Linked DNA regions of Mus musculus: region 1 is linked to region 2. A link is a loop called in an ENCODE intact Hi-C map of the cell type or tissue named here. Cell type or tissue: heart. All regions are shown on one strand. Each heading gives the region's core, and the rest is flanking DNA. Links, peaks and the distances in the headings are about the cores only. Region 1 holds the start of Dok2 (docking protein 2). Region 2 overlaps Dmtn (dematin actin binding protein).

Region 1 (15,480 bases), core at 3,301-11,300, 150 kb before region 2:
TGCTGCTGAAGATGCAGGAAGCCCTGCTTCACAGCTGGCTCCTCCATCCTGACCATCGCAGCTTCAGCTCCCCACTGCCATTGCCTCTGCCCTCTCTCTTCTCTCTTCTGGGCCTGTTCCCCCTTCTCTCTAGTTCATTTCCTCTCTGACTAGAGTTTTTCTACACTATTCTAGTCTGCTTGATGACGACAGGCTGATAGGCCCTGTGGTTTCTTGCTCTGTGTGCGCCTTTTTTTTTTTTTAAGTGCACTTCACGAGCAAGCTTCCTTCCTGCATTTCCAGTGAGTAACATGCAATTTCCAAAAAAAGCCAAATTTCACACTTCTGCAGAAGCTGGTGTGAAGGACTGAGCCATAAGAACAAAGAGACCCCAAAATCAAGTTGTTCAAGAAAGTCCGGGGTGAGGGCTCTACATTCAGGCAGGATGCTGAGTGTGTCAGGGCTGGAAAAGCCCTTTGGAATCAATCACCATAACCTACTCATTGAAAAGAGAAAACTGGGGCTGGAGAGGTGGCTCAGCGGTTAAGAGCACTGACTGCTCCTCCAGAGGTCCTGAGTTCAAATCCCAGCAACCACATGGTGGCTCTGTAATGGGGTCTGATGACCTCTTCTGATGTTCCTGAACGGAGCAATGTACACGTACTCATATGCATAAAATAAGTAAATAAATCTTGAAAGAAAGAAAAAAGAAAGAAAGAGAGAAAGAAAGAGAGAAAAAAAGAAAAGAAAAGAAAAGTAAAGAAAAGAAAAGAAAAAAAAAGAAAAGGAGATAGAGATGGTCTGAAGGGCCTATAAGGCTAACACCCAGAACCCAAGTCTCCCAGCTCAAGCAAAGATGAGCCATATACTGGGTAAATTACAGATAGATAAAACATGTGTGTGTGTGTGTGTGTGTGTGCACGCACACACACACAACACGCACCAGTCCCATTGTATGAAAGTATTTCCTGCCTGCCAAAAACACATACAATACACAAGTCTGTGGTGAATCTAGCAATAAGAACAACATACAATACACAAGTCTGTGGTGAATCTAGAAATAAGAACATTCTCTCTAGAAAAAGATTTCCTCCCCAAGTCTAACTCAGCTGTTGGCTTCCTTCCTCACTTGGGTTCAAGTGGGACTTACCTTAAACTGTGGGAACTTCAGAACTTCCAATTCTTCTATGCGTGCCAAGCCTGGTGTAGCACTGGTGGAGACAGAGCGACATGTAGCCCCTGGTGTGAGCCTCCACAAGTGTCAATGGCTGCTGTGAGAGGGAGACTTGTTTGTGTAGTGCATATTTTCACTCTGAGGAATGTCCTCTGTTTCAATGTTAATGACTCCATGCTAATCAGAGACAGCGTGAGTCCAGGAAGCGAAAGTGAGGCCTGGAGGCAAAGGTGAGGTGGCTATGTCTCCAGAAAAATGGTAAATGCTGAGACTTTCAGGACAGCCCTTGAGGCTATGGGAAAGAACTCTAAATACATGAGTTCAGTATATATATATATATAGTTTCTCAACTATGCAAAATATAGGGATGCGATATGAATTACAAGGAATGAATTCATGAATCTAAAGGAATAAAGGCAGCCACACTATGAGTCAGCTTATCAGGCAGATTCCTGAGCTCCAGGTCAGCCTAGGACAGAGGGAGGTTAGGCCCAGGTGTGGTCAGGGCAGTGTCTCACCTAACTCTCTTATTGTCTGTTCTTAACAAAGGTCTGTCTAGACCTCTGAATTCTTTTGCAATATTAAGAAAAAAAAATGTATGTTTGCTGTCTCCTAAGAATCAAAGGTCTGGGGTCATGGGATGTATACTTGATTATCCTACGAGATAATTGAAAGGGAAACCTGGAGTAAATGACTGGAGTAATATGTAAAATAAAAGACTGGACCTGTGCTCTTCAGGAAATAAATGAATGAGCTATCCAGAGAATTTTTTAGGAAAAAAAAAGTGAACTACTTGGAGAACAGACAGACATGCACACACAGAGACACAGAGACAGATAGACAGACAACACACACACAAGGAGGCAGGACATAGACAGAGAAATCTCTTAGAATAGCAAGCAAGCAGAACAGAGATCTCCAGAGAGAAAGCAGACAGACAAAGAGAGAGACAGACTGGAAAAGCTTTATCAAGCAGAACATAGCTCGGACCCACGATTTGACTTCAAGTCGTTCTTTCCACTGCTCCCAGAAACCCATTCTCTCAGAACCCCTCTCCATGCCGAGGCTGGTCCTTGCCATCTACTGTCTCACCAGTCACGTTTTATTCTCTGACAAAGGTGGGGACGAGGGGGACATAAGCATACCTGCTTGCAACTTTCCTGAGATCACAGAACTGTTAGGGGTGGATGGGTAGGCCATTAATGCAATGGGGTTTTGGTTTGTTCGTTTGTTTCATTGGTTGGTTTTTGATCTTTTGAGACGGAGTCCTATGTTTCACGGGCTAGTCTCCAATACATGTGCCATCATACCTAGCTAGTACAACTTTTTTTAATCGTGTGTGTGTGTGTGAGAGAGAGAGGGGGGGGGGAGAAAGAGGGAGAGAGAGAGAGAGAGAAACAAGCATACCCGTGGAAGTCAGAGACCAACCTCAGGTATCCCTCCTCACCTCCCATCCTGTTTGAGACAGGATCTCGTTTGCGTTCCCATAAGTCAAAGTAGCTGGCCCATGAAAGGCAGCTCCTGGAAAGTCTCCTGCATCTGCCTCCCACCACGCCTGCTGTGATTGAAGGTGCTACTATGATATTGACTTACATAAACTCTGGAGATCTGAACTCAGGTCCTCAGACTTGCATCGCAAGCCATTTAGCCACGGACTCATCTTCCCAGATCTGTAACGAAACTTCTCTCAGGCGCCAATCAGAATGCAGATGCCATGCAGAAAGAGAATCTCTTCTGGGAAAAGCCATGTTCCATGGAAATTTTCACCTTAGAGCCAGATGACCTGAAGAAGCAGCCTGGAATAGTTGGGAAAACTGTGGACCAGGCCATACTCCTGGGAGCAATCCTATGAAGGATTTATATAACTTAGCCCATTTCTTCTACTGAGACGTGGTTCAAGCCTTCTGCTGTAGATGCCGGGTATAGACCAAAACAGCTTGGAAAGGTGAACACAAAAGCTCTGGGGTTTGGAGCTGTGTCAGCCCAGCTCACCTCACCCTTGCTGCCAGGATTTTAGCAAGTTGGGTCAAACACTAAAGGAGAACCATGGAGTTGTGAGAGTACTGGCTTGGGAAGTGGCTAAGAGTATGAAGCAAGGCATAGCCTCCTCTGTCTCTAGAGCATCATAGATTCTTCATTTCTGAGTCCTTTTCACCTGGGAAATTTTACTTGAGCCCAGGTATATAAACCAGATATACAAATCAAGCTTTTACTGATAACCAATCATAAACTTACTTTTAAAAAAGTCTTTGGTGGGGGCTGGTGAGATGGCTCAGTCGGTTAGAGCACCCGACTGCTCTTCCGAAGGTCCAGAGTTCAAATCCCAGCAACCACATGGTGGCTCACAACCATCCGTAACGAGATCTGACTCCCTCTTCTGGAGTGTTTGAAGACAGCTACAATGTACTTACATATAATAAATAAATAAATCTTAAAAAAAAAAAAAGTCTTTGGTGTATGCACTACCATTTATTAATGACAGGCAAGACCAAAGAAATGGCTAGGCTCACAACCAAAAATATAAAAACAGAAGCAAATTACATATTGAGATGGGTACACTTGCTCACTTTCACACAATAACGTAACGATGGCTGAATATTTGATAACGAAGGACATGGAAACCTCATGAATCAATCAGTCTCCACAGTCCACTTCTTGAAACGGAAGGAAACTGAAGTTAGGGGTGGTCTGGAGAGTCTTCCAACGCAGGCAAAGCTGAGCCACATACCCAGTATAGAAAAGCCGTTTTTCAAAATTCTCCCCTCTCCGTGTCCCGTCCTGCCTGCAGGAATTGCAGATGCTACTACAGTATCAATTTTCTCTGGTTCTCAATGCTTTTCAGAGTTGAGTGCTATTCCGATGTTATAATCATCAATGCTGAGAACTCATTGCACACTCACAGAGTACAGCTGGACCTGGGGTCCACACCTGGAATGCTAACACTTAGGAGGTGGAGCAGGAGGACTGGAAGTTCAAAATCATCCTTGGCCACACAAGTAGTTGACAAGGTAAGCCTTTGATACAGAAGACCCCTCCCCCCCAAAGTGCAGACATCCAGGCATACATACATACATACATAGTATGAAGTGGCGCTAGTATGTTTAGGGACATATCAGAAACTGCTGGAAATTCTATGCTAACTCCAAGAAAAATACATGTAATATTATCTTTTGTGAAACAAGTGAGCAACTCAAAGAACAGTTTTTAAAATAAAATATTCTAACAATATAATCCAACAATATACTAATGTTATAGGTGCTAGGAAGGATTGTAGAAAAATATTGGCTTTGTTTTTCTTTCTTTCTTTTTTTGGTTTTTTGTTGTTTTGTTTTGTTTTGTTTTGTTTCCAGACAGGGTTTCTCTGTATAGCGCTGGCTGTTCTGGAACTCACTCTGTAGACCATGCCTGCCTCTGCCTCCCAAGTGCTGGGATTAAAGGTGTGCACCACCACTGCCCGGCAGGATACAGATTCTTATCAGATGGCTCTTCTTATCGGATGGCTCTGGTGTGACAGTGCTGTGGAGTTCACCAGCACATGCCTCACAGGAGTGCAAAGGATGCTTTCTTTCTCAAACACCCTGCTTACCCTCCAACCAGTAGGGAAACAGGATACACACCACTCAGAACCACAAGGGGGCGCCCGAGTTTACTAGATTCCTTGGAAACTTTTTAAACCTGACCCCACGTATTCCAGAACACACCCCCACCCCCACCCCCAATCCCATCCCTGGCCTGTGGAAGCTGAATACTTTTCTCATAGCCATAGTCTAAAAGGAGCTAGAATCTACTAAGAATACGTCTTCCATCAAGCTGAACTTCACCCAGCTGGGGTAGGGATCCCGCTATGGGAATCCTGCAATAACCACAGTGACCTTCTGCTTGGCCTCTGGGGAGCCACAAGAGCAGGATCTTGTGCTGCACTGTCCCCAGACACAACCGAGGTGCAGAGACTTAGAGGACTTCTGGGTCTCCAGGCGCCAGTGTTAGGAAGCAAAGGTGTCAACAAATTCCCATAGCCCGTACTGAGGACAGTTGGGGTTTCAGCTGGCTCCCGGCTTCCTCACTCAGGGATTAGCTAACTCCGAAAGATCTTCTAGGTGAAGAGAGATACCCAATGGGCAGCTCTGGGCAGACAAGAGAAAGGTTTAAAATGGGCAGAGAGATGTGGACATGAGAAAGATGGACTGGGCAAAGGACAGGATGAGGACAGCTGTGGTGCCTGCCATCCTCAGCTTCAAAGGTTCCTGACTGTAGAGGGTCGGACAGTATACATCCCTAATCTCATTGCTATTTACCCTTTCCCCATTAAGTATGTAAATGGTCCTCCTATATCCATGGTTTCATAAACTAGAATTCAAAAATACTAAATGGAACACTCCAGAAACAAGCAACCCTTAAAAACAAAACAAAACAAAACAAAACTGTGTAATGCCACACTGTCATTGTTCTATCTTATTATCTATTACCATTCATCTTACTGTGGCAACTTTATAAACTTTATCTTAGATATATATGAAGAAAACAGCATATAGATACTGCCTGCTCTGTAGCTTCAGGCAATGTATCCTCCGAGCATAAGGGAGACACTGCATTAAGAAAAGAGAGGGTTCAGTTCCTGGCACCTTTGGACCAGGAAAGGTACTGAGTAACGGCAAAAGAAGAGCAGAGCAGAGCCAGAAATGAGCAGAGCATTGTGAAGGAGCAGGGGTACAGGAGAGGTCAGCCAGGTCATACCGAAGATGCTCAAGAAGAGTCCTCTCAAGGGCTTCAAACACGAGTGTACGCTGTCTGTTTTGTGGGGTTGATGTTGCAGCGGTATGGGGACTGAGCCACCAAGGAGAAATACAGGGACAAGGGAACATATAACAGGATTCCATGTAGGACTTAGAAAAAAATGTAAGCCTCAGACCAGGATATCAGCATTGAAGACAGGAGTGGAGTCTGGTGTGCATTAGAGATATGCACAGCAGGCATGGAGGTGAAGACTGAGGAGGACTGACAAGCTGAATAATCAAGATTATTTCTGAGTTTATTTTAAGAAAGTGGGTGAACTGAAGATGGGGAAGAGAAAAGGAGAACCAGGAATCAGGAGATAGTGGACAGAGATCTGAGTAGTCTGGCCTACTAAAAAGCTACCTTATCAATCAGTCAAGAAGAAAGTCACTGCAGGGCAGTGGTGGCACACGCCTTTAATCCCAGCACTTGGGAGGCAGAGGCAGGTGGATTTCTGAGTTCCAGGCCGGCCTGGTCTATAGAGTGAGTTCCTGGATAGCCAGGGCTATACAGAGAAACCCTGCCTCGAAAAAAAAAAAAAAAAAAAAGCCAAAACAAAAAAAGGCAAAAAAAAAAAAAAAAAAAAAAAAGGAGGAGGAGGTCACTGTCACTGAGACCCCAAGAGTCTACAACTGCAATGTAACACAAAGTCAGGAATACCCTGGCACTACCTCCCTACACACACCCTTGCCTATTTATACTCATGGAATTAATGATTGGCTACTGGAAGGTTGGAGAAAGAGGGAGAGGGAGAAAAGAGGGCGAGAAAGTCAAAGATTAACAGGAAGAGCTTGCCAGAAACAACAGTTGAAAGCTCTGCCTTACTTCTGCCTCCTAAATCTTCTGAGTCAGTCTCTTTCACTGAGTCAATTTTGCTGGCCGAACCCCAATTACAAGGAAGTCTGGGTAATGTAGTTCCTACTTGTCCTACCTTTGCGAACTAGAAGACACAGCAGGAGGAAGACACGCTGCTGCTGAAAACCAGCCCAATAAATCTGCAACAGTAATACTGTGGGCCTCGCTACCGCCTTCACTTGCAGATGTAGTCCTGTTAGCCAACTTAAAACAATGCTATCAAAATCCCGCTGATTTAATCTAGGAGCCTTGAGTACAAACTGGAGTGGAAGCCAATAGAAAATAGGAATCGGCATTATCTAACACAGAAAACTGATGGGGACTCGGCCTCGGCGTTCAGATATTACCCTCACCCGACGCATCTGACCCCTTCGTGGGTGGAGGGGAAGTGGGGTGGGCTGCCTGTAGCACTGGTCCAAACAGCAAATTGATTTCGGAAGATTAAAAGGCAGCATGTTAACATTTTTGATCATCGGTATCTGGCGGCTATATCCATGGATGTTTATAGAGGAGAACAAGACATTAATAAAAACAAGGCGATTGCTACCGGGGTTGTTGGTGAAACCCGGATCAGAAAACAATGACCCTGGTCCAGGAGAACGGGCTAGAAAAGCACAATCACAATCGCGGCCCAGTTCAGAGCAGTGTCCTGGGAAGTCGCGAAGGGTGCAGGTATCCCAGGTAGGAGGTCTTTGGCCCTGGGGCAGGGACGTCCAGAGACGAGTCAAGCAGGCCGCACGTGGACAGGCAATGGCCCGGGTGCACAGTGCGGGGTGGAGCCATGACAGCACCCGAAACGACAGGCAGCGTGCTCCGCTCCCACGCGGCGCTGGCCCGCGCGCGAGTTCGAGCGCGGCCCCTTTAAAACCCATGTAAACAAAGCTTTGTTCCCCCAGCTCCCCTCCCTTGCGCTTCCACGGCCCTCCGCTTCCTCCCACCCGGCGTCTCCGGGCCGCTGACGTTGCCCGCGCCCCTACGCCGTCCCAGCCACGCTGCGCATTCTCCAACCCAGAGCGGCCGGCCGGGGCCTGCGCGGCAGAGCGGCGCTACGCCACGAGCGTAGCGCGCCGAGTCCCCAGCGCGCAGGCGCAGCGGCGACGGCGGCAGCAGCGGCGGCGGCGGCCCCGGCCGAGGTGCGCGCTGGTGGGGAGGGGGGGCCTGAGAGGAGCATGAATGGAGCAAAATGGCGGATCATGTGCAGGTGAGCGAGAGCCGGGGGAGGGGGCGGCCGAGGGAGTCGAGGCCGCCGAGTGCGGGGCGCACGCGGGCCCCGGGGCTCGAGCCCACCCGGGGCCCCGACAGGCCGCCGAGCCGCCGCCGCTCAGAGCCGCCGAGCCGCCGCCCGTCCCGCAGCGCGGGGCCTTTCCCGCCTCCCGGACCGGGGGCCTCCTCCATCCCCTCCCACCCGGCCCCACGCCTCACGCGAGGCGCTGGAAGGACGGACTGGTCCGCGGGCGCGCACAGCCGCGGCCCGAGGCCTCCGTGCAACCCTTGGGGGAACCTTCCAAACCCGGGAGCGAGAGGACCCCTCGTGACTGTCCTAAGGGGCCCCCCAGGTCACAGCGCCGGCCCTCAGCGATTAACAAAAAGAGCGCCTTACCACGCGAACCCCGCTCTCCTGACTCTTTCCGGTCGCCTTTCCTCCTCGCGCCCCCAAATCCGACAGACCCCCTTTCCCTATCTGGCCCTCTACCTCTGCCCCGAAACGCCCTCCGCTCCCACTTCCCATTGGCACAGCCGGGAGGCCCGAGCACCCTGTCCTCCAAAATGGGAGCTGAGGCCTTGCTCGCCTCCCCTCGCGCCCCCCTTGCCATAGCCTAGGAGTTGAGCGCCCACACCTCCAGTGAAACACGGGGTGGAGGGGGGTGTGTCTGAAACCAGAGCTGCTGGGTTGGGTGCAGACAGCCCTCGGGAGGGTCTTGATCGTGCTCCGGAGCTGAGTGGGGGGATGCTTTGGGGTCCTTATAGAATAACACAGGCCGGGAGGGAAAAAGGGTAGCCCACACCTAACCCAGCAGTAGCTGGAGCAAGTGCAAGCTGTTTCTTGCAAACTAGGTAAAGTTTTTGCTATCTGGGGCTTCTGATACTCTTTGACAGTTACTGATGTTAATCCATTGTCAGGAACCTTCGGATTTCCTATGCAACAAACCCCACAGGTTTGGGGCTATGGGAAGTAAAGATGATCTGGCAGAGTCGCCTTTATTTTGCATACAGTGTGGCGTCTTTCCCCAAGTTCTAAGAGTAATCTTATTCCGAGTATGTTCAAAGAAAGTGGAATGGTGAGACTTCTAGTTGTTTCTTTGACCGAGAAAGAGACTGATTAAAGACTCAACTTCGAAGGCTCGAGATTGGTGGAGTTGCACTCTGGAATGGGAGGGACTTATCAGGGTAGAATTATATCGCAAAACTTAACCACAAATAGAAGACCACAGATTCATGTTCTGAAGCAGTGCGGTGGCCTACTTCAGAAGGAGCAGTAAAACATGACAGAGTGTTAATAATAATAATAGTGTTGAAGAGACAGTAGTAGATGTTTCTACTACAAAGACATGAAGGTGTTTATGTGATTTTTTTTTTTTTCATCTTAAAAAGTAGGTAGTGTGGTTACCTCTGCACTTCAGGGAACAGAACCAAAGCACAGAACTGCTGTGAGACTTGCTTAAAGTAAGTCCAGGTGAACCAAAGTTTTTAAAATTTTGAGTCCAACTTCTGCTAAGGATGTGCAATGAGTATTCCAGAACTTTCTGTTTGTGCTAGGGCTCAAACCCAGGGTCTTGAGAATAGAGCTCATGAGCAGTGCTTTGGGGAGCACAGGGGACGTCATTAGTTTAAAAACTAATGAATATATGCATTCATGTGTATATGCCTATAGAGAGAGGAGGGTAAGGGAGATGGCTCCCAGCACACACATGATTACCCACAGTTATCCAGTACTCCACATCTAGGATATCAGACACCTGGCATCTACAGGCGTCAGGTATACACGTGGTATACATACATACATGCAATCCCTCATATGTGTAGAATTTTTTTTTTAATTTTTAAATGTGGGTTCTGTCTCCTCTAAAGAAGTGTCTGCTCATGGAGTCCCCCAGTCCAGAATATTTTTTTCCAGGATTTTTTAAAACTGATTCTGTTATCATTACTCATTAGAATGTCAAAATGCATCAAAGCCACCTTCATAGCCTTTGTGCCACAAAAAAAGGTCTCATTTTTTTTTTTTTTTTTTTTTTTTTTTTTTTTGGTTTTTTGAGACAGGGTTTCTCTGTGTAGCCCTGGCTGTCCTGGAACTTACTTTGTAGACCAGGCTGGCCTCGAACTCAGAAATCTGCCTGCCTCTGCCTCCCGAGGAGTGCTGGGATTAAAGGTGTGCGCCACCATGCACGGCTTCATTTTTTTTAGAATGCTGTTTTTCTCCCACCTACCCAAAAATAAGTAGACTAAAGTAAGACTTCAACTTCTAGATGGAGGGAAGCATACTCAAGACTGTAATGTGTCACTCTGAATTATTTTGGAGTACTGGGACATGCTGGGTTTTATTTTATTAGACCAACAAGCTAAGTGTTAGTATCGGATATTTAGACTCTTTATAGTAGTATTTTAATACAAAACCTTCCCATGAAAAAGACACATTCTTCCTCAGGTTGGTTAGAAACTGGTCTGCAGAACACTGAAGGAGGTACCTACCTGATCACACTGTTGATCTTACTAAGGGAGTCTGATGATCAGGCAGCTGCATGTGCACAATACATAGAGTATATCTATACTTTTGTAGAACTGCTACCGTGAGCAATTTTTTTTCTCTTAATGATAAGTAAGTGTATGGCAGATTTTCTCAGGCTTCTGGAATCTTCAGACATTGTTTTTCTAAGGTATATAGGGCCTTGGGGTTCTTTCCAGTATGTGTGTGAGGGGCTAAATGGAGTCCCCATCTGACCTCAAACTTCCTATGTAGACAAGTGTTGGCCTTGAACTTCTGATCCTCCTTCCACCACCTCCATTGTGCTGGGATTATAAGTGTGTGCCAGGTTGTGTTTTATTGACGATTTTAAGTGCTGTGAAACTTTAGTCATGGAAAAATTATAATACTTGGTTTGTCTGTGAGCCCTGTTATTGTCATAGTCAAGGGTCTTTAGAAAACTGGCCTTAATGTAATGATTTTCTTACTTAAAAGGTGTGATCTAACCTTTGAATAGTGTAGTTACAAAGCATTACCTGGTTGGGGAGAGGGGAGGACTAAAACTGTGTAATCATGATGGCTGGGTGGGTGGATGGATGGATAGTTAGGTAGCTAGATAGGCAGAGAGAAAAAGAGGATGTTATATAAAGTTAAGTGGAGGTGATGTGGCAATTCAATACCTTCCCATTCTAGCTTGTTAATGCAACTAAATCAAGATAACTTGGAGAACAGTGATACTGCAAAGATTAAGAAGGAACTTGCTGACTTTAATAGCTAACAGGATTTGAGACAAAAAGGAAGGAATCCAGGAATTAAATAGGTTGCTAAATAGGTACATGTATTAGACATACAAATTTAATAAAAAGAATAATTCTGGAGTTTTGATGTGTTATTGAGCTCTGCTTTATAACTGTGTAACAGAGAAGACTTTGCAAAGTAATCATAGTTTGAAATTTCAGGTGCAGTAATTAAATATTGACTGCCAGTGTGACTCTAGGAAGTTATGAAGAATCAGTACAGCTGGCAGGTTAAAATTTAACAGAGTCCAAAAATGTAGCCTGATTATATAGCAAAAGCGGTTGTCTCAGGTTTTTGAAACGTGCAAGGAGAGGATAGCACAGTAAGTCAATTTTGAGAACTCTACGTGAAAATAAATAGTAACTTCCGGTACTTTGTCAACTAAACCTATTAGTACCAAAATTCTTACTGTTTACTGTGTGAAAGATGCAGAAGGAGAAAGACCCAGGAGCCTGAAACTGAAGTACTAAATACTCATGCTCTCTTTGCACAAGCATCAGAGAGCAGGCTTCTGCCACACAGATGGAGACAGAGGAGACACATTTCAGAGCAAGGTTCCCTTCCCTAAATCCCTCTCAAATGAGAATTTACAAAATAATGTCTGGGATTTATTTTTGTCATGGGATCTCCCTGTGTTGTCCTGGCTGGCCTTGAATTCCCAGGGTCACGTGATTCCCATCCAGCCTCGCAATAGCTAGAAGTGCAGGAGTGTGCTCTTCTGCCTAAGTGTTCTCCAGCAAGTGTCAGTCTTAGAATCACCTGTTCATATTTACTTGATAACTCATGTTTGTTAGATTTCCTCCTGTGAGAAAAGCCTTGAGAACAATGTGTGTGTGGTACCATCCAAACACTGAGCAGTAGAACAGAGTGTGACTAGGATAAAATGGTCTGTGATTTGGGTTGAAGTACTAGAAGCGGCAAGAAGATCCCTGTCCATACCTTACAGGAAGTAGCTTCCATAGTCGCCAGCTGCATTTTCTGTCCGGGTTGGATTTTAGAAGCAATATTACCATTGCTCTTCAGGAAGGGAGAATGGCTCACTTAAGCCCATAAGCTAACAGTTCTCTGTAGCTACAGCTACTTCACTCCCTTCAGTATGTGTAAAGAAGATAGTGTTCTGAATTTTTTTTTTCCTATTTTAATGCCAGACATCTTATCTCACAGATTTTCTCAGGGTCAGAGACCTGGGAGTGGCTTATCTCAATGGTCCTGGTTCAGGGTCTACTGTACAATCTGCACTGTCAGCTGGGGCTGCAGTTTCAAGGCTTGACTGAGGATGGAGAATCCGCTTTCAAATGCACCCTCTTTAATAGGCTCAGTTCCTGTAGGTTCTTGGTTGGAGTGAGGGCTTTAGTTCCACACCAGCTGCTGTTTGGAGGCTTCAGTTCCAGCAGCCTCACCTAGTACACCATCTTACAATCTTAACTTTTTAAACTGTCTAATAACGTCTACTTAGTATGAGTGACTCATCTTTGTTTCTTTTGTAAGTTACTGAAATATGGTCTACCTAAAGACAGGTAAAGAAAATTCATTATTCAGCTTGATGAAATTTCCTTTGTTACCAGCTCCCAAATTAATATTGTCAGTACCCAGAAGCCCTCTTGATGCCCCTGCTTGTACCCTGTCACACCACCACTCCCTTCTAGATAACTCCTACCCTGTCATTTAGCTTTTTAAATTTATTATTATATCTAAGTACACTGTAGCTGCCTTCAGATGCATTAGAAGAGAGCGTCAGATCTCATTACGGATGGTTGTGAGCCACCATGTGGTTCCTGGGATTTGAACTCAGGACCTTCGGAAGAGCAGTCGGTGCTCTTAACCACTGAGCCATCTCTCCAGCCCATGTCATTTAGTTTTTAAGTATGCTTTCACAGCTAAGGCTTAGTAACAAATTCAGCTGGAAGGCCGGGGGGGAGCAGTTGTTACTCGGCTTATTGAGTATTTTTACTCATTTTTGAGAACACACTGGAAACTGTGTGAGTACTCTGGTGAGAGAAAGGGGAAGTGTACCTACACAAGTTTAAGGTAGTGGTCCTTTATGGGTATAAACAACCACAATATTTTATTATTAAGTTTACAAGTTATTTACAAGTGGTTCTCTTTGACCTCTTGATCCTAGTGGAAGGTCATAATATATGTTCCTAGACAGCTGTACCCAAAATGAATTTTTAGGTAAGGAGATATATTCCTTTTTTTTTTTTTAAAGATTTATTTATTATTATATGTAAGTACACTGTAGCTGTCTTCAGACACACCAGAAGAGGGAGTTAGATCTCGTTACGGATGGCTGTGAGCCACCATGTGGTTGCTGGGATTTGAACTCTGGATCTTCGGAAGAGCAATCGGGTGCTCTTACCCACTGAGCCATCTCACCAGCCCCGATATATTCCTTTTTTAATCCCACAGTAGCAGAGGCCTTGCATCTATGCAAGAGCCATACATACTTTTAACCCATTAACAGTTTCTTCAACTCCTACTTTGGTTGTTTTTTGTTTTTGTTTGTTCAGTTGGTTTTGTTTTGTTTTGTTTGAGACATAGTTTCTTTATGTAACCCTAGCTGAAACTTGCTCTGTAGACCAAGCTGGTCTCCATCTCACAGACCCTCCCTGCCTCTGCCTCCCTGGTGCTGGGATTAAAGGAGTGTGCCACCTCAGATACCTCCAGCCCCTACTTTTTAAATTTTGAGACAGGTTCTCAATTGTTCAGATTAGCCTTAAACTTTGAATCCTCCTGCCTCAGCCTCCCAAGTAGCTAAAATTACAGGCAATGCAACCTAGCTGGACTATGAGTTACATTCTTGAGAATGATTTGTAGTGACAACCATAAACCATCTTCTGTTTTCTGTTGTTGTGGGGACTTGGAAAGGATGCACAAATGTGGTACTCTACCTTCAGGGTTCTCTGTGTGAATTGGAGAGATAATAAAAGCCTGAGTTGTCAAGTTAAGACTTCATAGTGAGAGTCCATGCTTTTGTCAACATGTCCCTAAATATGTGATTATTAATTACTCTTTCTTCGCATTACAGTACCTCTGAAGAGTGCAGTTCACTCTTATTTATAGCCTCTTTAAAAGCAAGAAATTCTTAATAGAATGAGGATAGCATGAAGGAGCTGACTTAAGAGTTTGTGCTGCTGCAAAGAAACACCATGACCAAAAAGCATGCTGGGGAGGAAAGGGTTTAGTTGGCTTACACTTCCACATCAAGGTAGGAACTCAAACAGTGTAGGAATCTGAAGGCCAGAGCTATGCAGAGGCTATGGAGTGGTGCTGCTTGCTGACTTGCTCTCCATGGCTTGCTCACCCTACTTTCTAATAGAACTCAGAACCAGGGATGACGCCACCCACAAGAGGCTGGGCCTTCCTCCATCAATCACTAATTAAGAAAATGCCCTACAGGTTTGCTTACAGCCCCATTTTATAGAGGCATTTTCTTAATTAAGGTTCCTTCCTCTCTGATGACTTTAGCTTGTGTCAAGTTGACATAAAACTATCCAGGACAGGAGAATATATTAAAGTCATTGGAAGGGAAAGGAATTGCTCACCACAAAAAAAAAAAAAAAAAAAAAAACCTCGACCCTTAGTAATTCTGATACGTACATACTTGGCTCGTGACCATGTCACACAAATATGTGCTTTTATGTCTGCCCACACTCTTGTGCCATAAAAGTAATATAGATATATTTGAAAGAAAGTAGAATTAGAAACTACCTACACATTAGCACTAATTGGACTTTTAGATACTTGCCATTTTAGAGTGTTGTCATTTGACATTCAGAGCCATTCTATAAGATAGGTATTGTAGAGATGTTACTAATGAAATTTTCCTTGAAATGGGTTGATTAAATAAAAACCTGCTATCCCTTGAAGAGTGGAGAACCACCGGAAGATTTAGATATGAATGTAGTGGCTGTAACTGTCAGACTTACTGAAGTTCAGGAAAGAGGGGTGTCATCATCTGACCTTCCCATGAGTTTGCAAACTTCTGCTATATCTCCTTTGGGAAAATGTCATGCCTAACTTCTATTGTCTGAATTTTAAGAAGGGCTAATACTGACCCAGCATGTCTGTAACCAAAGCCTAGATTGGCAGGAACCAAACTCAGAAATTCCTTGATAAATGTATCAAGTTTGTTTGCTTTGCCATTCTGGAATTTCTAACTGTCCAAATGATAACCTCTGGCAACAAGTCACTGTTTCAATCACATTTAAATTTAAGCTCT
Region 2 (15,480 bases), core at 2,413-10,412:
GGTATGAGGAATGCATAGTCCAAAGCAATAGGAAAAGGATCAGAAAGCATTTGCATGAGCGAGAGAGAGAGAGAGAGAGAGAAAGAGAGAGAGAGAGAGAAAACAAGAGAAGAGAAAGTAACAGGGCCTTGGTGGCCTGAGAAAAGGCCAGGGATAAACTTGACTTAAGTAAGGCTTTTGATGAGCCACTGGCCTAAGCAGGCCCAAACCCTGCTGTCCCGTGTCTCACCCCACCCTACAATACACACATTCACTGTAGTGCGCGCCCAGTTCCCGCCCTATTGACTACACCACCCTTCTCCCACCCTAGGATGCTGTTTTGGGAACGGGTGACCTAGCTGGAGCCTGTCTTTATTTCTGGCATTGCGTTGTTGTTGCCACAGCAACTGTGCAAGTGGGGCTGGGAGGGGGAGAGGGAGAGGGAGAAAAGAAGAAGAAGGGAAAAGGAAGGCAGGAAGAAAGACAGAGACACTGAAGGAAACAGAGGCAGAGAATGGGCCTCCCACCTGCCTGACCTAGCCCACATGGCAGGCCTGTTAACTCATGAACTAACTCTCCAGCATGGCTTGACGATGCTCAGTTGTCCCAGGGCCAGATCCTACACTCTCACCCAATCCTGACTCCCAGCTCCTGCTGTACGGGTCAGGTGAGAGGTAGAGAGACCCAAGTTCATATTAAAATGGAATCTTTGGGGATGCATTGGAAAGATAGGAAATTCCTTTGGCTTAAATTCAGCCCGGTTGGAATTTCATCCAGCTTGCCTTCTTTTGGGTGGCCCTGGGTAAGCTCACCTCTTAGTTCTTTTTTGTTCTCATCTGTAAGGGAACAAAATGCCAATGTGTTAAGTAGAAAGTAGCGGTGGCTTCGGATGGAAACAAGGGCTGGACTAGACCCCCACCTGAGATGGTGGATCTCTGTGCCTGCTGAACTTTCTACATTTCATTTCTCCAAGTCCAGGGCTTTTAATCTGGATCCATCCCTGCCTGGGATGGGTAGGTGCCAACCTGGAGATCCCTGTGGGCAAGTCTTATCACCCATATCCTGGGGAGCTGCAAAGCTCTGGTTGCCGTGGAAATGAGAGGGTGGGTGGTTTGAGGTGGGGCCTGGCTGGTGGCTCAGATAAGGCTGGGGCGGCCAGCTGAAGGTGGGTGCGGCTGAGATGGAAGGATGGGAAGCCTGCTGGCTATTGACCTGAGCCTGGGAGGTTGAAGGGGGTCTTCCGACACCTGGACTGGCTTCCTCTATGGTGCCGTACCCCCACCCCTCCCCTTCTTTCCCCTTCCCTTCCTGCTGCAGCCTGACCTTTTAGTCCGTATCCACAGAAGTTACAGAACTTGGGGAGTGTTCTGAATGAAGTAAGCGGGGCCATGACGGAGGATGGAGAGGGATCAGGCCCGGAGGAGGAATGTGAGAAATTAGCTTGGGTGAGGGGACTTCACGTGGGTGCGGTAGGCAGATGCCTGTGCAGTGTGACTAAACGGAAGCTGAAAAATCACCCTCCCTCCCCACACACCTCCTTCCCACCCACTCCCATCTTTCCTTTCTCGTCTTCCACTCCAAAAAAATGGTTTCCCCTGCTGGCCTTCTGACAGCCTCAAATGTCCCCAGCAAGAACCTTATTCATAGCCCGGGGTTATAGTTTAGTTACCTAGTGCCTGGTGTGCATGACGCCCCTGGGCTGATCCCCACGACCAAGTGAAGCCAGGCTAGGTAGCGCCAAAGGTTCGGGCTTTCCAGAGGTGAAGTTGAAGGTCATCCTAGGTTGGGATTAAGTAGTTGGAGACCAGCCTGGGCTACAGTGAAAACTCTTATCTAAAACAAACCAACAAAGCACCCACTGCTAAAACCTTTCATTCAAATGCAAATGTCCCTAAGGCTCTGCCTTTTAGCACTTTCCCAAAAGGCGCTGATTTGTGTGCTCTGGTACCACACAGGGATGCAGGACCCAGATGGAGCCTGGGGAGCCCCACTAGTGCTGTGGGGGCGCCTCAGGCAGGGCCCAGCTGTGGAGGGCCTGGCAAGGGGAAGGGACAGAGGAGCACAATAACTCAACCTGAAGTGGTACTGTGGTCAGTGAGCTTAAGTGTGCCCTTGACCCAGTACTTACTGAAGTCTCATTTCACCACGCTACATGCAACCCATGCTACAACTGAGGGAACAGTTCACAGGACTGAGACGGCGTGGTGAGGGTGAAAGGCAGGACCGTGAAATCCGGAGTCCACAGTCAATCATGATAGTCTGTAAATATCAACTATTATATAACTCTGTCCACTGGTGTTTGCAATCGGGTTCCTGAGTGGCGGCTGTGTGTAGGCATGCTGGTGCTTGTTCATATGTAACCATGGCTTTCATGTCTGGCCACAACCCCGGGGACCCTTTGCTCCGTGAAGCGCCCCACGCCTGGTGTTCTGGGTGAGGTGCTAGAACATTATTCCTCCTGTCGGTCTTTGCTCTCCAGAATGCCCATTACAGCTCCCCTGCGCTCTAGGCCGCCTTCCTGGTAAAACGGAGAGGCCCTCTGACCAGCTGCCTCCCTGTGCCCTGTTCTGTTACAACCCAACTTCCGGTCCTTCCCCTTCTCAGTGAGAAGCAAGTGTTTTCTCCAGAGCCTGTCCTCCGCTGGCCCTCCCGCCCGCCCCGGTGCTGACAATCCTTTGTTCCCTGTCAGCCACCCTGCTGCAGCCTCAAACCCAGGACTTTGCAGAAGCTCCATTCCTCCCGTGGACGTGGCCTTCTTCCCTCACTTCTCTGGGAGCCTCCTCACTTCCTCTGGCCTCTGGCTTTGCTGGTCTTCCCTTCCCTTCAGCGTTTATTCCATACTTCATGTGATGTACTGACCCCTCCCCACCCCAAAGTGGGTCCTGGGATGGCATTCGACTTTCTTTCCCTGCTAGCAATTTCACATTTAGACCCCTACCTCTAGGTCTGTGGGGCATGACCTCCTTTTGGGGTCAGACGACCCTTTCACAGGGGTCACCTAAAACTATCTGCATATCAGATATTTATATTACAATTCATAACAGTAGCAAAATTGCAGTTATGAAGTAGCAATGAAAATAACTTTAGGATTTAGGGTTACAGCGTGAGGAACTGTATTAAAGAAAGGGTCTATTTAGGAAGCACTAGGGAGGTTGAGAACCACTGCTTTAAGGCCTCCAACAAAAAAACTTCTCCATTCCTCCAGAGACACCCTTTCCTGACTTTCTGCAGCCCGCTGCCTTATCTGGGGTGTGTGCCTCTCCACTTTGTGTAGAACTTATCTATGAGCGAGTTCTTCCTGGAGGGCCGGAATCAGTCCTTTCGTTCACCGATCTGTTCTCCATGAGGCTTGGGGGCACAAAGCTTGGTACTGTGTTCCGTGGGGAAGAGATGCTCCAACGTGGATGGGTGGGAAAGCCAGAAGCATATCTACTACATGGTGGGAGATGGGTGGATGGGGGGACAAGTGTTCGCTTCTAGGGCTAAGCCATGGGTATAGACCTTGGGACAATGGCTATTAGCAGAGTAAAATTCAGGGCCTAGTGAGAGAGCACTGACAGCCCTTCAGTGTGTACCACAGCGCATGTTGCTCATCAGACACCTAGTTTAAGCATTTCACATCAGCAGTGAGAAGGCTGGAGAAGCCTGATACTCTAGAAGGAGAATCCTGTTATCACAAACTCCACATTCCTCCTGGCAGTCTGATGGAGATGCCTTGGTGCTAGAATTCTTGTTTTTTGTTTTTGTTTTTGTTTTTTTTGGTTTTTCGAGACAGGGTTTCTCTGTATAGCCCTGGCTGTCCTGGAACTCACTTGGTAGACCAGGCTGGCCTCGAACTCAGAAATCTGCCTGCCTCTGCCTCCTGAGTGCTGGGATTAAAGGCATGGGCCACCACAACCGGCTAGAATTCTTGTTTTGTTTTGTTTTGTTTTGTTTTGTTTTGTTTTGTTTTGTTTCAAGACAGGGTTTCTCTGTGTAGGCCTGGCTGTCCTGGAACTCACTTTGTAGACCAGGCTGGTCTCGAACTCAGAAATCTGCCTGCCTCTGCCTCTGTGTCCTGAGTTCTAGGATTAAAGGCGTACACCTCCACAGATTTCACCTCTGGTTCTAGAACTCTAAAAAGACTCACATGGCACATTACTGGGCAGACACTCTGCACCATGCCATGCCAAAGGCATTTATTTCACTTGAGTTAGTTGACCTTGGACTGGACCTTAGTCTCCCTAAGCCTGGGTTTCCGCAGCTGTGAAATTGGTCTAGCCTGCAGAACTCTTGTAAGAACGCATTAGAATAGTTGTAGTTGTTGACCTGTATCCAGCATACAGTAGCTAGCACAGCTATTTGAGAGCGGAAGCAGGAAAGAATCACAAGCTAAAAGGCCTGCCTGGATCATAGAGTATTCCAAAGCCAGCCCGAGTAACTAACTCGGACCCTGTCTCAAAATAAAAATAAATAATAAATAAATAAATCAAAACAAAAAATAGAAGACAGAGTCTGTGGCTCAGGAGAAGAGCACACTAAATTCAAGCTCCGGGCATTTCATGAGTGCACACACACAGTCTCTAGTTCAGAAGGTAAATGTGTCTATCGGTGATAGCTGGGGTGTCACAGTTGCCCGCTGGGAAGTCAGTGGCCAGTTCGTTTCAGGGAGCAAGGCATTCCATGGCTGAAGAACCGCATCCAGCATTAAGTATCACCTTCTCCACAAAGTTTGCTTTTCAGCTAAGGGTTAGCACTAGCAGGAGGCACTAGGACAGGATGGCGGCAAAGGCTTCCATGTGGATCTAGGAGAATGAGAGGTCTGAGGGAGGCCCAGGGGTGGACGGAAGGGAGTAGATGTAGGCCGAGGTTTAGAAGTGGGATAAGGACGGCTTTTGGTGAGACACGGGCAGCGGAATGGTAGAGGTAACATACAGATGAAAAAGATTGGCAGAGCCGGGCATGGTCATGCAGCACGCCTCTTTTTTTTTTTTTTTTTAAGATTTATTTATTTATTATATGTAAGTACACTGTAGCTGTCTTCAGACACTCCAGAAGAGGGAGTCAGATCTTGTTACAGATGGTTGTGAGCCACCATGTGGTTGCTGGGATTTGAACTCCGGACCTTCGGAAGAGCAGTCGGGTGCTCTTACCCACTGAGCCATCTCACCAGCCCTTATTTTTTTTTTTTTTTTTTTTTTTTTTTTTTTTTTTTTTTGCAGCACGCCTCTTATCCCAGCCTATGGGAGCCTGGCCTGAGGTAGAAGGACTGAGAATTTGAGGTTGGCCAGGGCAGTGCAGTGCAACCCTGTGAGGAGAAGAGAGGTGGGGAGACTTAAGAGGACATGGTTTTGCCCCCCAGAAAGAGAGAAACAAAGCAGGGGCTTCATTCTTTCATGACTGGCTACAGAAAAAGCCCCCTCAATTCATTAATCCCTGGGGAGATAGAAATACTATTAATAGCTTACCCTCTACATGAAATAGAGCATGTTTTATTCACCGTGTATGCACTAACTTAGCTACTTCTTTGGGGCTGGAGAGACAGCTCAGTAGTTAAGAGCATTGTCTGCTCTTTCAGAGGACCCAGGTTTGGTTCTTAACATTCACATGGCCACTCATCTGTAACTCCAGTTCCAGGGGATCCGATGCCCTCTTCTGGACTCCATGAACAGCAGGCATGCATGTGACACACAGACATAACAGTCTGACAACACACTCATACACATAAAGATAAGTAAATAAATACTATTATTGACTTGTCTGAGCAGCCTATGACAAGGTTTCAAAAATGCTTTAGACAAGGTTTCAAAATTCAAAGCTGATTGGAACTCTCTATGTAACCCATGCTAGCCTGGAATTCAAAGCAATCCTCCTGCGTCAGCCTCCCAAGTGCTAGGATGTGCAGAGTGTAAATGACTTACCCACCACATCGGAGTAATAGTCACTGCTTAAGGCCAGGCAGGCATCCCGGCTTGAGAGGTCTTGCTTGAAACCACCACACCATCCTCCTTTCCCTTCTGTACACAGCTCTCCTCAGTCTGTGGCTGAGGACTGGGAGAAGGGAAAGGAGGAGAGCTGAGGGCGTGGCCAAGAAGGAGAGGACATGGACTGTAGCCATCACCTAGTACATAGACTGGCCTATCCTAGGGACAGACAGTGTGAAAGGTGACCAAGCAGCCCTCATAGAGCAGTGTGACAGCCCCTGAGAATGCTCTGGGCACTTTGTGGTGGCAGAGGTATTTTACAGTGTCTACATAGCATACTGCCTGCCTGTAGGGAACAGAAAAGGCAAGTGCGCTCGCTAGCTTCGGGGGGGACCACCAGCAGCTCTTGGTCATGCCCATAGCTTCACCACCCCAACCGATCCCCGTGGGTTTTCTTCCTCGGGCCTCTGGCTCCCTGTGCTTCCAGTCTTAGCTAATGACTCAATGTCCCCGTGTTAACCTTCTGGGGAAAATAAAGATTTGGCTGAGCAAACTCTGGGGAGTGAAACCAGTGGCTGGAGTGGGAGGGGCCAGCACCACTTGGGAGAGGGCCCGGGCCAGAGCAGGGCCAGGGCAGGGGTGACAAGCTTGAGGATATAGCCGTCTGTCCACCCTGGGATGCCAGCTGACCCCTGCCGTCATTTCCTCTGAAGCCAGAGAACAATGGCTGAAAAAACAAGTGCAGCCGACTCACGCAGCCACCGCCTGGCCACATGCACGCACAACTCCCTGGGGCTGAACTCAGCGCCGCGGAACCTGACAGCCTAACGCCCTTACTGGGGCTCACTGTCCTTCCAGCCACCCGCGGTCAGCAGCCCAGAGAGGCCCAAGGGATGAGGACACCACAGAGCGCTGTGACGCCCTCGCTGCAGGAGCCGGGCCGAGCCTGACGTCTGTCCTCTCCAAGTGCGCACCGGCCCCCGAGGGAGCGGCCGGCCAGTGGCTGCCGCATGGAACGTCTGCAGAAGGTGAGCGGCTTGCACCCCGGGCCAGGGTGGGGACCGCTGCTCTCCCAGGTCCGTGCTAGAGTCGCCGGCGCCACCTGGTGGCCACCTCCACGTAGCACGCCGGGTTTCCCCACCCCACCCCACCCCATCCTGAGGCCTAGGGCAAGACCCACTCCCACACCCTCGCACCCACGCGCATGCCCACTCCGCCACCTTCTCGCTCTCTCCAGCAACCTCTTACCTCCCCGGGGAGCGTCAGCTCCTCCAGAGACTCCAGTGTGCCCGGCTCTCCCTCCAGCATCGTGGTGAGTACTTATGTTGGCCACCTGCACCTCAGCTGGGAGGAGGGAGGGGCGGATCCCCTTCACTACCCCTCCCCGCCCCCCCTCCTGTCTCCCCCTCCGGCATGGAGGGAGGTCCTGTGAACTCTTGCAGGTGGAAAGACCCAGAGATCCCAGCGGAGGCTGTCTTGGGAAGGGCTGGTCTAGTTGCAGAGAGCCTCAGAGGCACAGAGCTTTTTTTTTTTTTTTTTTTTTTTTTTAAGGGGCCTAAGTCCCTATAGTCCCAGCGTTTGGGAAGTAAGGAAGTTCAAGGCCAGATGCAGCTATAGAGAGGGTTTGAGGCAAGCCTTAACTAGATGAAATGCTGTCTCAGAAATTAAAATAAGCACTTATTTTAGGTCCTTAGAAGGAACAGAATAGAGCTGCTAATAAGAGAATTGATGAATAACATGTTTTTCTGATAACTAAGTCCAGCCAGTGAGTCCAGTGTCCTAGTGATGCTATGGGGAACTCTTCCATTTGGACCATTTCCCTTCAGGCCAAGATGGACAACCAGGTGTTGGGCTACAAGGATCTGGCTGCCATCCCCAAGGACAAGGCCATCCTGGACATTGAGCGACCTGACCTCATGATCTATGAGCCCCACTTTACCTATTCCCTCCTGGAACATGTAGAGCTGCCCAGAAGCCGGGAGGTGAGAAGGGATCACGTGTGCAGGCGTGAGGGGAGCTGAGCGGGGATCTTCCTGGCAGTCCTCCTTGGAGGCAGGCACAGGCTATGCGCAGGAGTGAGCACTGTTCAGCCCCCAGCTGGACAGTGGTGACATGGGGAGAGGTCCTATAGGGAAAGGCTGGGAGAACAAAATACACAGAAACAGCTCCAGAAATTCTAGGCAAGGGAGAGGGGAAACATTTTAGCCTCAGTTTGCCCTCTGTCACATAGAAGAGCTGGTTCTTCTTATGAACCTCAGAAAGCAGTATATGGGGCAATGCTTGGTCAGGTGCTTTGTCACCTGTCTTCAAGGAAGGGGTCATGGTCATGGCGATGCTTACCTTTGATCCCTGTATGCAGAGGCAAAGGCAAGCAGATCTCCAGGGTTTGGAAGCCAGCCTGGTCTGTGTAGTGGGCAAAGGGCTACAGAGTGAAACTTTGTCTCAGAAAGAAAGAAAGAAAGTGGTCTGTGTAGTGGGCAAAAGGCTACATAGTGAAACCTTGTCTGAGAGAGAGAGAGAGAGAGAGAGAGAGAGAGAGAGAGAGAGAGAGAGAGAGAGACTATTAAAGTAAGGTGTGGCCAGGTGGCTCCGCAGGTGAAAGCACTTGGATGCATGTAAGCCGGCTGACTTAAGTGGGATCCCAGAACCAATGGTAGAAGGAAAGAACTGAGCCCTGGAAGCTGTCCCCTGCCCTCCACACATGTGCTGTGGCATGTGCGTGCCCACACTCACGCAAAGTAAATATCAAAACAATACAATTTGAATTTTAGGAAACAAAAGAGGTCATATTGGAGTGAACAGCTGTCACCCTGGAAAACTTGAGTACCGAGTGGCCCAGGAGATCTGACTCTTCCAGAGCTGCTCTGTGGCTTTGGTCCCTCCATTCCTTACCAGGCTCTGCCACCAGGGTCATACTTAGTACAGGGCACGAGGCACACTGTTCCCATATCCAAGCTTCACATGAAAAGACAGAGAGAATACTGGGCAGAAGAAGGATGAAGGCCAGGCCAGAGATTGGCAGGGACTCCAGAGGGAAGCAGGTTGGTTAGGACAGTAGGGGAAGCTGCGTAGATGGGGGTGAAATGGTCCCTCTGAGGGTCTAGGGTTTAAACCTACCTGTGACTCTGATCATTCTCTCCGTTCACAGTGCTCACTGTCACCCAAATCCACATCCCCCCCACCGTCTCCAGAGGTCAGTTGGCTTTCGTCCTGCTTTGTTTGGGCCCTCAGCCCCCTCCCCCAACATGCCTAGCCCCAGCCCAGCAAAGTCCAGGGGATGATAGAGTCAGCAAATCCTGGCTGGTTGGTCCCTGGCCAACTCATCTGTCTGCCAGACCCAGGGACTCTCTTTAACCCTTTTTCTCTGGGTAGGCACCCTGAGCGGGCAGATGGAGTCCTGGAATGTGCTTCCTCTGCCCGTGACATTGCCCTGGGGTTGGGAAGTGGGGACGCTGGTGTAGGAGGATGGGAAAGGTAGCCTGAGGTAAAGCCATGCACATGGGAGTGGGAAGGGGTATGGGGTGTAGGCTACAGGCTGCATACTTCTGCATAGGTGTGGGCGGAGAGCCGGACTCTTGGAATCATCTCTCAGGCTTCAACCCCAAGGACCACAGGGACCCCCAGGACCAGCCTGCCCCACTTCCACCACCCTGGTAGGTTTTATTATCAGCCTAGCTACGTTCTTTCCTTGGGACTTCAATTCTCCTTCAGGACCCCCAGACCCCTTACTCTCTGGTCCCTACTCTTTGGGTTTAGATCTAGCTGGACCCTACGGTACTAGGATGCCAGGCAGAACTAGCGGTGATAGTGGTCTTGCTATCTCTTCTCACCTACCCAGAAAAGTGCAGGAAGTCCCTGCCTTCACAAGGTGTGGTCTGAGCTTATGGCCCTGTTCATTTTACCTCCATTTTGTGCCCAGAGCCACCACCCCTGTCATCGTGTCCCCTTTCTCAGCTGATCTTGTTCTGTCTCTCAGAGACTACCCGCCCGGATTCCAACATCTACAAGAAGCCACCCATCTACAAACAGAGAGGTGAGGGTTCCCCTGACTTCCTCCGTGCTTCTCCTGGCACATCGCGGTGGGGTGGTGCTGAGAGCCGGGAAGGGATGGAAGAAAAGCTTCTCCAGGCCTGTAAGGCCCGGGGCTCTCTCCCGTGGATCAGCTGAGTTCTCCGTGGGTGTGAAGGAGAGGTGACAGAGCTGGAGCTGAGGGTGGCTGCGTGGTTAGCAGGGGTGGTAGGTGTGTGGACTGACCCTGGATCTGTCTGCAGAATCCGTGGGAGGCAGCCCTCAGAGCAAGCACCTCATCGAGGACCTCATCATCGAATCCTCCAAGTTTCCTGCAGCGCAGCCCCCTGACCCCAACCAGCCAGCCAAGATAGAGACTGACTACTGGCCATGTCCCCCGTCGCTGGCCGTTGTGGGTAGGAAAACCCGGGGAAAGGAGAGGAGGCCAAGGGTCCCCGTTCACTTCTCTTTCTTGGCCCGGTGAACCCAGTCCCAGCCCACCTCAAGCCTGTTTGTTTCTTCTCAGTCTTTTGTACTTTCCCCTATTGACAGTTCATTTCTTACCTCTCCCCTGTACTTCTTTGTGTTACTGTGCACAGCCTGGTCACCATTTCTTCTCCTCTTGCTCATTATCATTACCACCACCACCATCATCATCATTTGGTTTTTTGAGTCAGGGTTTCCCTGTGTAACAGCCCTGGCTATCCTAGAACTCACTTTGTACACCAGGCTAGCCTAAACTCAGAGGTCCATCTGCCTCTGCCTCCAGAGTGCTGGGGTTAAAGGCATGGCCCACCACGCCTGGCCCTCATTATTATTTCTTTTTTAAGATTTATTTATTTATTATATGTAAGCACACTGTAACTGTCTTCAGATATTCCAGAAGAGGGCATCAGATCTCATTATGGATGGTTGTGAGCCACCATGTGGTTGCTGGGATTTGAACTCAGGACCTTCAGAAGAGCAGTCGGTGTTCTTAATCGCTGAGCCATCTCGCCAGCCCTCATTATTATTTTTTTAAAGATTTGTTTTATTTATTTTATGTATGTGAGTACACTGGTGTACTCTTCAGACACACCAGAAGAGGGCATCGGATCCTATTACAGATGGTTGTGAGCCACCATGTGGTTGCTGGGAACTGAACCCAGGACCTCTGGAAGAGCAGTCAGTGCTCTTAACCACTGAGCCATCTCTCCAGCCCTCATTATTATTTTTTAAGGTTTTATTTGATTTGAACTATATGTACATGTGTGTATGTGTGTGGGAGGGTATGTGCATGGAAGTGCAGTGCCTAGGAGGCCCAAGGCAAAGTTACAGGGGGCTGTGAAGGCACCCCGTGCGGGTTGCAAATGGAACTCAGGTCCTCTGGAAGAACAGTGCATGGCCTTAACCACTTAGCCATCTCTCTAGCTCCTGTCACTTAATGGACATCTCTCAAGTTCTTGCTATAGCCAGACCCTGTGATAGGAGATTTGGAAAAGAGAAGTAAATGAGAGAAGGGTCTTACTCTCCAGGGAATTTAAATATGTGTTTCTTATCCAGTTTATGAATTTTCTGGGGACTAAGCATTCAAATATATGGGGCCTATAGGGGGATGATTCTTATTCAAACTACCACAGACACTATCTCCAAATCAACAACAATAACAAAAATGTAGGTTTTCTAGAAATGAAACTAGACTCAAGGTGTAAAGAAAGAAAGAAAGAAAGAAAGAAAGAAAGAAAGGAAGGAAGAAAGAAAGAAAGGCAGACAGACAGACTTTGTTCCAGCCCTGTTCCACAAGCTGGAGAAGCCCATGGCTGAGTGGCCACATTGTTTCTGGGGCCTCTATCTCCTAGAGACAGAATGGAGGAAACGGAAGGCATCTCGAAAGGGGGCAGAGGAAGAGGAGGAAGAGGAAGACGATGACTCTGAAGAGGAGATTAAGGCCATCAGGGAACGGCAGAAAGAGGAGCTCAGTAAGGTAGCATCTTGCCCCTCCCCACCCCCGCCACCCTCATGCCATCTAGGTGATAAATATTCTGTCCCCAGAGCCAGTCTAAAAGGCTAGTGCCATAGAAACATCTGCATTTGACCTGGTGGGAGGTGCCTCTTCTTTACCAGGAGTCCTGTGCTTTAGGCTGCTTTTGGAACAGTGGTCCTGGACATTAAGATCCAGAGCACAGGAAAGAGAGGGGTGCACCAGCACCCGGTTTCAGCAGGCTGGCCTAGGGGAGGAGAGAGAATAAGGAGTCTTGGGAAGGCCATTGGTTGTGCTCTTGACATGGTGACCTAGAATAGAGAAGCCACAGTGGAAGGCTACCACTGAACATCTTCAGCAAACAATTTGCTTGAGTGCCCAGTAAGATCAACGGGCTCCAGGTGTGGACCAGCCACCTGGGAAAGCCATCGCTAACCCTCCTGCTTTGAATCCCAAGTTTGCACTTTTCAGAGATGGGAATCTGGTGTCTTCGGCTGGGCACCATTCTCCTCTACCCCCAAACAGGTTACTTCCAACTTGGGAAAGATGATCTTGAAAGAAGAGATGGAAAAGTCATTGCCCATCCGGAGGAAAACACGCTCTCTGCCTGACCGGACACCCTTCCATACCTGTGAGTGCTGTGGAGTGTGCTCCGGGTCATCTGGCCAGGGGTGGGTGTGGGGTGGACGGATGTGTGTGTGGCTATTGAACCATTATACTTAAAGGCTCAGTCTGGGGGTGAGGCCCACAGGTGTACTCCTTTAGGGCAAAAATATGCCCTGATAGCCAGAACAGGTAGAGATTCCTGGTACAAGCAGCGTGAGAGCCTTGACTTCATTTAATGGACACTTACTGAGGGACATGCTAAGCACTGGGGTCATTGTGAGTGAAAGATACAGCCATTTCCTCCAGCCAAGGGGAAAGTAATGTGTAAATCCGTGTGACTTTTGAGCAGTGTGGCAGGCAATGGGGACAGAGTATCAACGAGTGCTTTGAAAGGCCAGTGAGGAGGCCTGGTAGGCTCCCCTAAGTATTTTCTTTAACCATTTATTTATTTATTTATTTATTTATTTATTTATTTATTTAATGTGCATTGGTGTTTTGCTTACTTACATGTGTCAGTGAGTGTGTCAGATCCCCTGGAGCTACAGACAGTTGTGAGCTACCACAGGTGCTGGGAATTGAACCCAGGTCCTCTGGAATAACAGCCAGTGATTTTAATCACTGAGCCACCTCTCTAGCCTCCCCTAAGTCTTAGAAGAGGCAAATAAATGGTGCAGAAGGTCCTTCCAGATGTCAAGGACAGCGTGGGAGCAAAGGCCGGGAGCTTGAGCTAGTGTGGCAGCACAGAGAGCATGGGCACCGAGTAGCATGCGGTGGGTGAAGGGGGCCTTGAGTTCTGGGCCTCTGAGCAACCCCAACTAGTCTGGACTTCCCTAGAGCCTGGTAGCTGGAGATGGGAGGGACAGAGCTAAGCACCCCAAGGGAGAGGCATGAGAACTCTTAAGACCTGACCTTGGGAGCCATGACGGGTCACTGTTTTTGCATTCCATTAGTCAAGGCACCAAAGCTGGCAAGGTGGCACAAGTTTAATCCCAAAACTAGGAGTCTAGCCTGGGCTGGGGAGGAAAAAATAAAAGACCCTATCTTAATCACCGTTCTGTTGCTGTGAGGAGGCACCATGAACAAAGCAACTAATCAAAGAAAGCATTTAATTGGAGCTGGGTTACATTTTCTGAGGCTTACTCTATTATCATCATGGCAGGGAACATGGTGACACTCATGACACTGGAGCAGTGGCCGAGAGCTACATCCTGATCCAAAGGCAGAGAAAAGCGAACACCTAGGCCTAGCATGGGCTTTTGAAACCTCAAAAGCTCACCTCCATTGACACACTTCCTCTAACAAGGCCATGCCTCCTAATTCTTCTAATCCTTTTCAACAGAGCCACTCTCTGGGGACTAAGCATTCAAATATATGGGGCCTATAGGGCGATGATTCTTATTCAAACTACCACAGACACTATCTCCAAATCAACAACAATAACAAAAATGTAGGTTTTCTAGAAATGAAACTAGACTCAAGGTGGAATAGGTTCTGTCCCAGATTCAAGGAATTACAAGGTTTCATTGCAAAAAGGAAGCAAGGTATATGGAGAGAGTTACAGGTCATCTCTGGAAACAATCTTCCAAGCTGGCTTGTAGATGTACATATTAGTCAGCCTTCTGTCGCTGTATGAAATATGTGGCTAGACCTGTGGAGCAGGCCTGTAATCTGAGCTGCTCAGCAGACTGAAGCAAGAGAATTAAACATTTAAGGCATCTGGGCATAGTGGTGCATGCCTTTAATCCCAGTACTTTGTAGGCAGAGACAGGTGGATCTCTCTGAGTTTAAGACGGGCCTGTCCTACATAGAGAGCCCCAGGACAGCCAGGGCTACAAGGAGAGACCCTGTCTTGAAGACATAAGGAAGGAAGGAAGGAAGGAAGGAAGGAAGGAAGGAAGGAAGGAAGAGAAAAAAGTTTAAGGCCTACCAAGGCTCAAATTGAGTATGAATGTAGCCTAGACAACTTAATAGACTCTGTTTCACACTAAAAACCTTTTGGAGCAGGGCTGGAGAGATAACTCAGCAGTTAAGAGCACTGGCTTCTTTTCTAGAGAACCCAGGTTCAATTCCCAGCCCCCACATGGCATCTCACATAGGGTTTGCCCTTAACCCTGAGACAATTCCTCTTCCTTCTCCTCTTCCTCCTCCTGTATAACTTCAGTTCCTAAAGATCCGACACCCTCACACAGACATACATGCAGGCAGAACACTAACCCACATATAAAAAAGGAAATAAACCATTTAAACAAACAAACTAACAAAAACTATCAGAGCCTGGTTTGGTGGTGCCCACCTTTAATCCTGGTGCTTAGAAGCAGACATAGGCAGATCTTTGTGAGTTCGAAGCCACCGTGACCTAGATGGGGAGTTCCAAGTCATCTAGAGTGGCATAGTGAGACCTGTTAAACATTATTTGTTTTATTTATGGCTGTTTTGTCTGCATGTATGTCTGTGCACTGGATGCATGCACAGAGATTTCCCCTAGGACTGCATGGTTGTGAGCTGCAGTGTGGGTGCAGGGAACCGAACTGGGGGTCATCCAGAAGAGCAGCCACTGAGCCATCTCTCTAGTTCCAAGTTTCTACCTTTTAAAAAGGTGTGTGTGGCCGGGCGTGGTGGCGCATGCCTTTAATCCCAGCACTTGGGAGGCAGAGGCAGGCGGATCTCTGAGTTTGAGGCCAATCTGGTCTACAAAGTGAGTTCCAGGACAGCCAGGGCTATACCTGTCTCAGAAAAACAAAAAACAAAGCAAAGCAAAGCAAAGCAAAACAAAACAAAACAAGGTGTGTGTGTGGGGGGGGGGGGGGTTGGAGGGTGGGGAGTAGACAGCGGCTAAGAGCACCCACTGCTCTTCCAGAGGTCCTGAGTTCAATTCCCAGCAACCACCACATGGTGGCTCACAACCATCTGTAATTGGATTGAGTACCCTCTTCTGGTGTACCTGAAGACAGCAACAGCATACTTACATACATATGAGAAATAAATCTTTTTTTTAAAAAAGTGTGTGTGTGTGTGTGTGTGTAT

The links. A loop is a pair of places that touch in the nucleus more often than their neighbours do. Peaks named below come from ENCODE experiments on the same cell type or tissue, not always from the same donor. Only the 100,000 strongest peaks of a DNase experiment are listed, where the experiment ranks them.
Region 1: a loop joins it to region 2, with 6 times the contacts of the local background. A loop is called at or near these places in 4 of 42 quality-filtered maps.

The regions. Positions count from the first base shown.
Region 1 is chr14:70,759,014-70,774,493 of GRCm38, reverse strand. Dok2 (docking protein 2) reads right to left here and starts at 113. Exons shown (of 5, transcript NM_010071.2): 1 at 1-113. The coding sequence starts at 56. It also overlaps a transcript of Xpo7 not described here. In heart, for the core only: CTCF peaks have their summits at 4,778 (motif pointing right) and 7,665; DNase peaks (open chromatin) are centred at 4,763, 6,823, 7,723 and 8,483; H3K4me3 peaks cover 2,942 bases; H3K27ac peaks cover 2,527 bases.
Region 2 is chr14:70,609,669-70,625,148 of GRCm38, reverse strand. It overlaps Dmtn (dematin actin binding protein), which reads left to right. Exons shown (of 16, transcript NM_001252662.1): 2 at 6,741-6,910; 3 at 7,120-7,194; 4 at 7,709-7,864; 5 at 9,031-9,075; 6 at 9,436-9,535; 7 at 9,859-9,915; 8 at 10,154-10,306; 9 at 11,729-11,853; 10 at 12,376-12,481. The coding sequence starts at 6,893. Among named protein-coding and RNA genes, the nearest start is that of Dmtn, 9.7 kb to the left of the region's middle. In heart, for the core only: CTCF peaks have their summits at 6,735 and 6,961 (motif pointing left); DNase peaks (open chromatin) are centred at 6,558 and 6,988; H3K4me3 peaks cover 2,048 bases; H3K27ac peaks cover 2,220 bases; H3K27me3 peaks cover 997 bases.